2 separate regions of the Homo sapiens genome follow, and region 1 is linked to region 2. Evidence: chromatin contacts called from ENCODE Hi-C or POLR2A ChIA-PET data. All regions are on one chromosome and are shown on one strand. Each heading gives the region's core, a stretch centred on a gene start or an enhancer-like site at or near the end of the contact. The rest is flanking DNA. Distances are from core to core; before and after follow the strand shown.

Region 1 (5,183 bases), core at 2,258-4,757, 930 kb before region 2:
GAGTCTCCACTATCATTCCAAACTCTATGTCCATATGTACACTTTATTTAGCTCTTGCTTATAAGTGAGACCATGATAATGGAAGAGAGATTGGTTAAGCTGACCTCCCAAAGTTCTCCCAACCCTAAGATTCTATGATTCTAGCAGGCTGGATCTCTTGTAGTGTTCTCAGAGAGAACAGCTACTAACCAGTGGTATCTGAAAACTTTAATCTTCTACTTCTGATGAGGTATTTTCTTTTCTTTGTTTCTTTTTTTTTTTGTTTTTTTTTGAGATGGAGTTTCGCTCTTTTCACCCAGGCTGTAGTGCAATGGCATGATCTTGGCTCACTGCAACCCCTGCCTCTCAGGTCCAAGCAATTCTCCTGCCTCAGCCTCCCAAGTAGCTGGGGTTACAGGTGTGCACCACCATGCCCTGCTAATTTGGTATTTTTAGTAGAGATGGGGTTTCACCATGTTGGCCAGGCTGGTCTCAAACTCCTGACCTCAAGAGATCTACCCGCCTCAGCCACCCAAAGTGCGGGGATTATAGGCATGAGTCACGGTGCCCGTCTGATAAGCTATTTTCAAATATAAATTATTGAATAATTATTTTAAAACTATTATTAGTATCTAGAATGTGCATTTTTCTTTTAACTGGTTCAAATGTCCACCAGAATTTTGTTAGTGATAGTGATATTTACATCTAGTTACAACAATGTATAACTAGCTTTACTTTTAATTGTGGTAGAGCAGCAACAGCCTCCTTTCTTTTTGCTTTGTTGATCATTCTATGAAAGCTGGGCAAACTCTTTACTCATCTATCTATCAAATACTTATTTTTTTAGAAGTCACTGAGATTAATAAAATTTATTTTTATTCTGCACCAGATAGTGCTTATATTATTGCATCAATATTAACTGCTATTTCCTATTAAAATTGTAAATCTACTATTTATAATTATTCTTTTGTGAAACTTTGATTAAAGATACTCCTTTGAGACTATTTTAGTAGTAGTAGGTACAGGGATATATGAATGCAGAAATATCATATAAACAACTTGCAAATAACGTAAGTCCTGTTTATATTAGACATACATAAAGGCCCTGTGAAACTTATCATTAAGGAATTTCAGAACAGTCATAGTGGGAAAAGCATGCGGGGAAGACTGCTGATAGCTAAACTGTGACAATAGAAAAGGTCGTATCATAAAATACTGTTAGTATATTTTTGTATGTTTATGCAATTGGTTGAAAATCAGGCAAATTTTTTATAATTTTTGATAAATATTTGACAAAGACTTCAAATATGTCTCTTGTAGTCACCATTGTAGAAATTTGTTTTGTTTAAATTCATTTGGCATTAACTTCCCGCCCCAAAATTCTACATCAATACATCTCTCTTCCTACTCTTCCCAACCCCTCCAAAAAATAACACCAAACTCAAAGCAAGTCACAAACGTTTTGCACAAATAAAGCCAGTTCTCCGTGGAATTAATGTGATAGGTCTTGAATATATTGTTGATAATTAACCCAATCAAGTAACATTGCCAGGAAATCTTTATTCTTTTCCTTTTTTAAAGGTTCATAAACTTTATTTCTTAGAGCAGTTTTAGGTTTACAGAAAAGTTGAACAGGAAGTACAGAGTTCCCATACACTCTCACTCCTGCCCCCTAACCACAGTTTCCTCTATTATTATTAACATAACGCATTGAGGTGGTACATTTGTTACAACTGATGAACTGATATTGATATATCATTAACTAAAGTCAATAGTCTACATTAGGGTTCACTCTTTCTGTTGTATAGTCCTGTGGGTTTTGTCAAATGCATAATGTTATGTATCCACCATTACAGGATAATACAGAACAGTTTCACTGCCCCCAAAATCTTCTGTGTTCCACCTATTTATCCCTCCCTCCAACTCTTACTTTTCTTTTTTAATACCCAAATTAAGCCACAGTAATATAAATTAGTTGGAGCTAAGAATTTGCCAGTGATTCCCCATGGCAATCAAACTTTCTTAATTATTAATCTAGACTAGCACTGTCCAAAAGAAATATAATGTGAGCCATTATGTATTTAAAAAACTCTAGAAGCTGCTTTAAAAGGAACAAGTAAAATTAATTTAATAATATTATACTTATCCCAATATATCCAAAATATCAATTTCAACATTCAGTCAACAGGAAAGCTGAGATATTTTACATTTCGGAGGTACTAATTCTTGAAATCCAGTGCGCATTTTACACTTACAGCACATCTAATTTCAGCCTAGCTACATACATTCCGAGTGTTCAATCAGTAGCCACAAGTAGCCAGTACCTGTCAGGTACAGCACAGATTTAGACTTTGAGCAACTTGAAAGCAGGTTATCCTCTTCTCTCCAGGGCCTCCAGAGTAGGCATGCAGTGAATATTTTTGAAAGGTAAATCAGAAAGATAAAAGGATCCTGATTCTTACAAAGATGTTCTGCAACTACTCTCTTTAAACTCTCCAGCCTCATAAAAAGTGGAATGGGGATCATGCTTATTCCTGCATATCAAACCAATGACTATGGGGCTTCCTGACTCCCAGAAAGCCTGAATCATCCGAAATGTTGACTCATGAACCTAAGGTGACTGAAATGTAACGTGAACCAAATTAGCTTTCCAAGGCATCTTTGTATTTCCACTTTCCTGTCTCCCCGCTGCCTCTCTCTTTGGGTGACTCACTCTCTTACCATGTAAGAGTCCAGCAGGCAAGGCCCCAAACTCTCTTTGGAAGAAGAGCAGACTTTCAAATGGTCGGCCCCAGATCCCTAGTTAATTCAGCACAGCTGTTTTCCTCCCAATTTCGGGGGCTGCGGTTTAGACTGAGTGAGCCTAACTGTCAAAAAACAATTTTTTTCTTATTTTAGGGTGGTAGTAGTAGTGATGTAGTTTGGAACTTTGAGTGAACAAATAATCTTTTATTTCAAAAATCTTTAAAAATCCTTAGGGCCCACTTCCCAGTCCCGCTAATACCTTTCTCCAGTCGGGTTTCTTCCTTTCCCGGGAGGAAAGTTTCCACTCTCAGTTCCCCCAGGATAACGCCCTTCCGGTGGCGCGCCAGAAACCGCGCCGACCCCTCCCAGCCAGCAGCCCGCCCCCTTTCCCAGTGCTCTAACGACATACGGACGCCAGCTGCGGGCAAGGCCAAGACCCCACCCCAACTCACGGTTACCCAAAGTGGGGGTGGAGCTCCCAGCTCTCAGCCCCGCCCATTGAACGCAATCCCAGCCGGTAAGAGAGAGGAAGTGCCGTAGTCCCCACCCACTTTCATCTCCTTCCCTTTCTGTTGGCCCGGCTGGTCGCCTATCTTCTCGATCCTGTAGCCGATTGGCTCTCTCCCTCCCGCGCCAGTCCCTGCCCTCCCCTGGGGAGGGTGAGTCACGCCAAACTGGGCGGAGAGTCCGCTGGCCTCACTCCTAGCTCATCTGGGCGGCGGCGGCAAGTGGGGACAGGGCGGGTGGCGCATCACCGGCGCGGAGGCAGGAGGAGCAGTCTCATTGTTCCGGGAGCCGTCACCACAGTAGGTCCCTCGGCTCAGTCGGCCCAGCCCCTCTCAGTCCTCCCCAACCCCCACAACCGCCCGCGGCTCTGAGACGCGGCCCCGGCGGCGGCGGCAGCAGCTGCAGCATCATCTCCACCCTCCAGCCATGGAAGACCTGGACCAGTCTCCTCTGGTCTCGTCCTCGGACAGCCCACCCCGGCCGCAGCCCGCGTTCAAGTACCAGTTCGTGAGGGAGCCCGAGGACGAGGAGGAAGAAGAGGAGGAGGAAGAGGAGGACGAGGACGAAGACCTGGAGGAGCTGGAGGTGCTGGAGAGGAAGCCCGCCGCCGGGCTGTCCGCGGCCCCAGTGCCCACCGCCCCTGCCGCCGGCGCGCCCCTGATGGACTTCGGAAATGACTTCGTGCCGCCGGCGCCCCGGGGACCCCTGCCGGCCGCTCCCCCCGTCGCCCCGGAGCGGCAGCCGTCTTGGGACCCGAGCCCGGTGTCGTCGACCGTGCCCGCGCCATCCCCGCTGTCTGCTGCCGCAGTCTCGCCCTCCAAGCTCCCTGAGGACGACGAGCCTCCGGCCCGGCCTCCCCCTCCTCCCCCGGCCAGCGTGAGCCCCCAGGCAGAGCCCGTGTGGACCCCGCCAGCCCCGGCTCCCGCCGCGCCCCCCTCCACCCCGGCCGCGCCCAAGCGCAGGGGCTCCTCGGGCTCAGTGGGTGAGTGCCGCGACCTCTCGCTTCGCGCCGCCCCTCGCGCCCCTCCCTCTTTTGTGTGCAGCCCCAGATGCTTTGGGCTGGTCCCTCCTCTCCGCCCCGAGGGCGCTTTGTCTGCGGACTTCGGGGCGATGGCGCCCCGTCTGGTTGGAAGCGCGGGGAGAAGGGTGGGGCGGCCCTTGGAGCCCGGGTTTGTTCTTATTGTCCGTCTTGGTTTCGGGGAACACGTGCACCGCTCCCGGCTCCCACTTTCACCCTGTGTGATGCCCAGCGTACGGATTCTCGGAAGTTAGGCACCCACCCGTAGTAGGAGCCGGGTATATACCCGAGAGCCAGGGTTGTGGATTTATCGGGTTGGTTGGGCTTCGAGGTGAGGAAGGAAAGGCCTTGGCACCCAGATATTTTTAGGAGGTGCTTTTGTCTACCCGTCTGGGTTGCTCCTTTGGAAAAGGTGCAGTTTTGCTGCGGGTCTGTTGGCCTGCATTCTGCCCCGGGCTCCCTCCTCACCTCCTGGCTGGCGTGGGTGGCCCCTTTGCGCTTCCCCTCCCCCTCCTCCTGTGCTCGTGGGGAGCTGGCCGAGTGGAAAACGTCCACATTGACCCAACCGCAGTGAAGGGAGAGCGCCTCCAGTGGTGTGGTGCGTGGAGAAATGGGAAGGAGAGAGTTCTGGTAAAGTCCTGCCACCGCCCAGCTCCCCGGGGTGTGATGTGGACTGCTCCCCACCAGCTAAACCGAGCCAGGGAAAGGGGATCTAGGCATTGTGTTCGAGGGGGCGTAGTTCTGCCGGGGTTTCAGCTGCAGGGTCGGAGGAATTGCTGTTAGTGTGGACTTGGCCCAGCCTCTTAGTGCATCATAATTGAATCTTACAGAAAAAAATAAAAGGCAAAATGGTTGACATTCCTAAAGAAGGGAAAACCTGTGGATTCCTTGCCAGGAATTGGCTAATTGAACTCGTGGCAGATTTACCATGAGA
Region 2 (5,247 bases), core at 778-3,277:
CAACCGAGGTTCCATAAACACCCCCAGTCTTCTCATTAATAAATTTCTGGCTGAGTGCAGTGGCTCACGCCTGTAATCCCATCACTTTGGGAGGCGAAGTGCAGGAGGATCCCTTGAAGCCAGGATTTCGAGACTTGCCTGGGCAACAGAGACCCTTTCTCTACAAAAAAATTTTAAAAATTAGTCATGCATGGTGGCATGAGCCTGTAGTCCCAGCTGCTTAGAAGGCTGAGGCAGAAGATCACTTGAGCCCAGGAGTTCCAGGCTGCAGTGAGCTATGATTGTGCCATTGCACTTGCTCCAGTCTGGGTGACAGAGCAAGACTCCATCTCTTAAAAAAATAAAATTAAAAAAATAAACTTCTAACACAAATTTACCTTTAAATTTTAATAATGTTTATCATACTTTTTATATTTTCATCTAGTGTTCTAATAATAATTTCAATAATAACTCCATCCAGACAAAAAATTTAATACTTGGAGCTGTTGAATACAATGAGTTCTAAATTTCTCTTCAAAGAATCAGTATGTCAGTATGCTCGGTTCTTTGCGCTCTAAAGTCTAGCTTCCTCGTTCTCCTCGCCTCTAGTTTCAGTAAACAACCTTTTCCACCAGTTCTAATCAGTAGTTCACCTCTATTCCTCTGGTCACCTGCTCCATCCTGAGTCACCCCTGGTCACCTGCTCTGACCTGAATCATCCTGAGTCACCTGTTCTGTAACCACCCTTCCTGCCAAATTATTCACCCCGCCACTTGAGCTCGTACGCCTGCTCTTTAAAATAGCCAGTCGGAATTAGCTTAGACTGTGCGGTCCAACCCTAGCCAGTAGGGGAAAGACACAGCAGTAGAGGCTACCTGCATCAGGAATAAGAACCCCTTCCCCTCCCCTGTTCAGGTGTGCCGTTGCCATTGCTTCATCCGCGAGTCGCACCCTTCTATAGAGGTAAAATTGCCTTGCTGAGAAAATTCTTTGAGCGCTAGTTCTTCTTTTTGGCACCAAAGAACCAGCATTTGTTTCTAAGAGAGCCTTATTGTCAAAGGAAATTAAGAAAAAGCATTACACTTATTCATACATGTGCATATATGTACATATACATATTGCAGAAAAGTATGATAGGGTGAGCAAAAAAAAAAAAAAAACCCTCAAGCAAAACAATGGGGTAATTCGGTGGGAAAAGTGAAATGAAAATCAAATTCAAAGAGGAAAAGAAATGAGTAAAATTTCCCATTGTTGAAGAGTTTTATTTTAAATGAAGATGGTGGATGTTAAATCACTACCCTATTTATATTCCATTGCATAAATCTCAGAGTGACTTAATATTTTCATTTATAAATATCAATATTTTCAACAAGCCAGACATTACAAACTTGGCAACTACTTAAACTTAGGATGAAACAAAAATTAGATAACAATTTCATTCTTTTAAGAGCTACAAAGAGGTCTAAAAAAAGGTTTGACCTCTGAAAAATTAACCTTAAACCATCTAAGTGTCCTTCCTAAAACTCAAGTCAAGCCCAGGTAGCTTCAGTGGCAAGCAACGAGACCACTAGTTAAAAGACCCTCTTCTTTTCCTACCCAACTTCAACATTCCCCCGTGCCGCTTACTCCCGCACCCAGCAGCCGCCCACTTCTGGTCCTCAGCAGTCCCCTGACCCCTCCTCTCCCGCTCCCCCACTTCCCTCCCCATTCCCGTACTTCCGCCCGTCCAAGTCCTCGGGCGCATGCGCGTTTCGCCTCCCTCCCCGCCGCCGCTGCTGTGTCATGGCGGAGCGGAAGTCCCAGCCACAACGGGAAAAGGCATACTTTAGGTGGGAGGCGCTTCTCACAGCTTTCTCCCCTTCCTCCCATAACCTTTTTGATCTCCCACCGTAGAGGGGCCTCCTACCCTGCACTCTTCCGAACACCTCGTAGTCCACGGATTTGAGTGACTGGGCGGTAGACATGGCGGCGGCGAGCCCTCTGTTGAGGAGCCGGAGAGGGGCTCGGGGCGCAGCGACTGCGGCGGCTGCGAGAGGGAGGGGACACATGGGACTGCTTGGCGCACCCCGCGCCTGTCACCGGTCCCGGACGCTAGCGCGCCGGGGTCACGCGTCGGAAGCGGCAAATGAGACTGCGGGGCCTGGGAGCGAGGGCAGCCGGGGACGCCAGGAGGGAAGAGGCCGCTGGGCCCCAGGCATCCTAGGCCTCTCTTCCCGGACTGGGGAGGATGCTGTCTCCACAGCGCTCCCTACCATTTAATTGATCAAGGTACTCTGTTCTCAAAGTTAGTAAATAAAAGCCGGATGCTGTGCCCAAAAAAAGAGTGGCTTCCCCCAGCTTTATTAAAGTGTAATTGACAAATAAAAGTTGGGTATATTTGTGGTGTACAAGGTGATGTTTTGACATATGTATGCATTGTGAAATGATTACATCAATGAAATTAACGTATCCATTGCACCATTTTTTAATGAAGAGAACATTTAAGATCTACTCTCATCAATTTTTAAGGACACAATACATTTATCGCAGTCACCATGTTAGACAACAGATCTTCAGAACTTATTATTCACACTAACTGAAACTTTGTACCCTTTGACCAATATCTCCCCATTTCCAACCCCTTTCATCCCCCATCCCAGGTCCCCCACCCCACTCCATCCCAGCAAGATTGGCTTTTGAAATCAAGGGCCTGCGTGTTTAGTGTTTTGAGAGTTAGTAAATTATTTATGAAATGTTTAGGTGACTACCAAGCCAGCTTTTAAGATAAGGTCTGCAACATCTTGAGCTCTTCTGTACAGTCAGGAAGGAATTGAGCCTGAACTCGTATTCTAAACGGATTGTGATATTTTCTGGGATAAGAAACTTTTTAAAAATATGAAGTCTTTTATGCTAGTGGAAACAGACAAAAGAAAAACACTGTAGTCATCTTGTCTGCTGTTCATACAGTTTTTTTGGTGTGGGTTTGTTGCTGTTGTTTTGAGACGGAGTTTCGCTCTTGTCTCCCAGACTGGAGTGCAGTAGTGCAATCTCAGCTCACAGCAGCCTCCACCTCCCAGGTTCAAGAAATTGTCCTGCCTCAGCCTTCCAAGTAGCTGGGATTACAGGCATGCGCCACCTCACCCAGCTAATTTTTGTATTTTTAGTGGAGACGGGGTTTCACCATGTTGTCCAGGCTAGTCTCAAACTCCTGACCTCAGGTGATCCACCTGCCTCGGCCTCCCAAAGTGCTGGGATTACAGGTGTGAGCCACCACACCCGACCTTTTTTTTTTTTTTTTTTTTTGATTGTCTTGATTATTCTCAGCAACATCCCAATTGCCTAGAAGGTTAAGGCTGAATTTTATTTCCTGGTGAGCTATTACCAAGTTTTAATATAAAACCATCCACCACTCCAAAGGATCTGGATACAGCTATTGATAATCTGCCACCTTCTAGAATTCCAAATCTGTTTACTTGTGAGAATTTGCATTTCTCTATTTGTTGGCCTCAATACCTTGGCATATTTCTCTGCATCTGGCCACACAGTTAAAATAATCCACTGCAATCTGATTCAATATACTGTGCCAATTCTATTAGAGAACACCAAAAATCATCCAAAACTTGGTTAGAATATGGTTAAATCATTTTTAAAGTAAAATATATTCTGGAAATGCTAGTGCAGTTAATTTATGTAGTGAAGGTCTTAGTTTATTGCAGAGACCTCGTAACTTAACTCTTCCATCTCCCAGTTCATTCCATGCAGACTCTAGAATCAACATAAATTTTAAATCATTCTTCTTAATACGTTCAAAATAGAACCTAAGGTCTTCAGCCTCCACTACCTGCTTATGCAAATCCTGCATTTAAACTATAGTCAAGACACTCTCGGTTATTCTGCTCTCTCAGTACAGAGGTTTAAAACAAAGAACCTCTTCTCTTGGGTCTACTCTATCTGGAATGCCTCCCCCTTCTCCAAAATCTTCCTCTATCCCGCTCAGTCATCTCTGCGAGTGGTTACCAGATTTTATCCTAGTTATTTAGTGTGCCTTCCCCACTAGTACAGTCAGCCATCCATATTAGCAGGTTCTGCATCCATAGATTCAACCAACCTCAAACAGAATTTTTTTTTTTAAGTATCTTGGCCTGCACGGTGGCTCACACCTGTAATCCCAACATGTTGGGAGGCCAAGGCTGGCGAACAGCTTGAGCCCAGGAGTTAGAGATGACCAGCCTGGACAATACAGTGAAGCCCCGCCTCTATAAAAAATACAAAAATTACCTGGCTGTGGTGGCCTGTGCCTGTAGTCCCAGCTACTTGGGAGGCTGAGGTGGGAGTAGGATCACTTTTGCCCAGGAGGCAGAGGTTGCAGTGAACCGAGATGGGGCCACTGCACTCCAGCCTGGGTGACAGAGCGAGACCCTGTCTCCAAAAAAAAAAAAAAAAGTCATCTCTACTGAACTCATGCAGACTCTTGTTTCTTGTCATCATTCCCTGAACAATACAGTATAATAGCATTTACATCGCATTAGGTATTTTAAATAATCTAGAGATGACTTAAAACATACAGGACAATATGTGTATGTATGTTTCTATTAGGAACTTGAACATTCCAGGATTTTTATATCCAAGGGGATTCCTGGAACCAATCCCCTGCAGATAACAACGGACAACTATAGCATAGCTTCTAAGTAGTCACTGACTGGGAAGGTTGACATTTTCCTTTTCTTAATCTTTGACTTTTCTCCACATTTACCCAAGAGTACCCCTGCCAATTATTAGGTAGGTTTATTTGAATTTTAGAAGTGCTATAGCAACAATTGACATTTGCTTAGCTGAAAAATTTGCTGTGTCTGCCAGCAGTCTAACATTAGCAAACGGAAATTTTTATGTACCATTTCGGCATGGATTGCCAATAATATGTGATTCTAAGTCTTTAGAAAATGTACGCAAATGTTTCTAATATATGTTTTAAGTAATTATAGTATGAATGCAACTTTTATTCTTCTTTTCCATGTTGTAGTCTTTCCAATGAATATTTTAATAAATCACATTAGGTGGATAAACCACACATTTACCTACTGTGAGTCCCTGTTGTTACATATTCAGGCTGCTTCTCATTTTTCACTACCATAAAAAAGAAAATATTTATGCATGTAGCTTCCTTCCCACATATTTTTAATTGAAGTTGGAATATCAAATCAAGGGTATAAGCATGTATTGTTCTTGATATATATTGCCAAACTGTTTTTCGAAGGGCTGTGCCAATTTAAATATATTACTACCAAGACT

Evidence for each region. Hi-C counts contacts between places; a loop is a spot of excess contacts on that map. ChIA-PET counts read pairs that join two places held with the same protein, here RNA polymerase II (POLR2A). Pooled maps may share reads with other maps.
Region 1: a map of CD8-positive, alpha-beta T cell shows a loop between it and region 2 (12-fold over the local background). The contact joins the promoter of RTN4 here to the promoter of ACYP2 in region 2. A Hi-C loop is called at or near these places in 5 of 168 maps with a recorded cell type or tissue (B cell, CD4-positive, alpha-beta memory T cell, CD8-positive, alpha-beta T cell and 1 more), 7 of 37 single-sample maps with no recorded cell type and 25 of 50 pooled maps. POLR2A ChIA-PET finds 5 or more read pairs at or near these places in 3 of 52 experiments (PC-3, activated T-cell and naive thymus-derived CD8-positive, alpha-beta T cell).

The regions. Positions count from the first base shown.
Region 1 is chr2:55,048,775-55,053,957 of GRCh38, reverse strand. It overlaps RTN4 (reticulon 4), which reads left to right and starts at 3,507. Exons shown (of 9, transcript NM_020532.5): 1 at 3,507-4,213. The coding sequence starts at 3,658. RefSeq lists enhancers at 3,677-3,726, 3,689-4,501 and silencers at 3,867-3,926, 4,067-4,186.
Region 2 is chr2:54,112,395-54,117,641 of GRCh38, reverse strand. ACYP2 (acylphosphatase 2) reads right to left here and starts at 2,027. Exons shown (of 4, transcript NM_138448.4): 1 at 1,886-2,027. The coding sequence starts at 1,943. RefSeq lists silencers at 1,579-1,638, 2,129-2,198.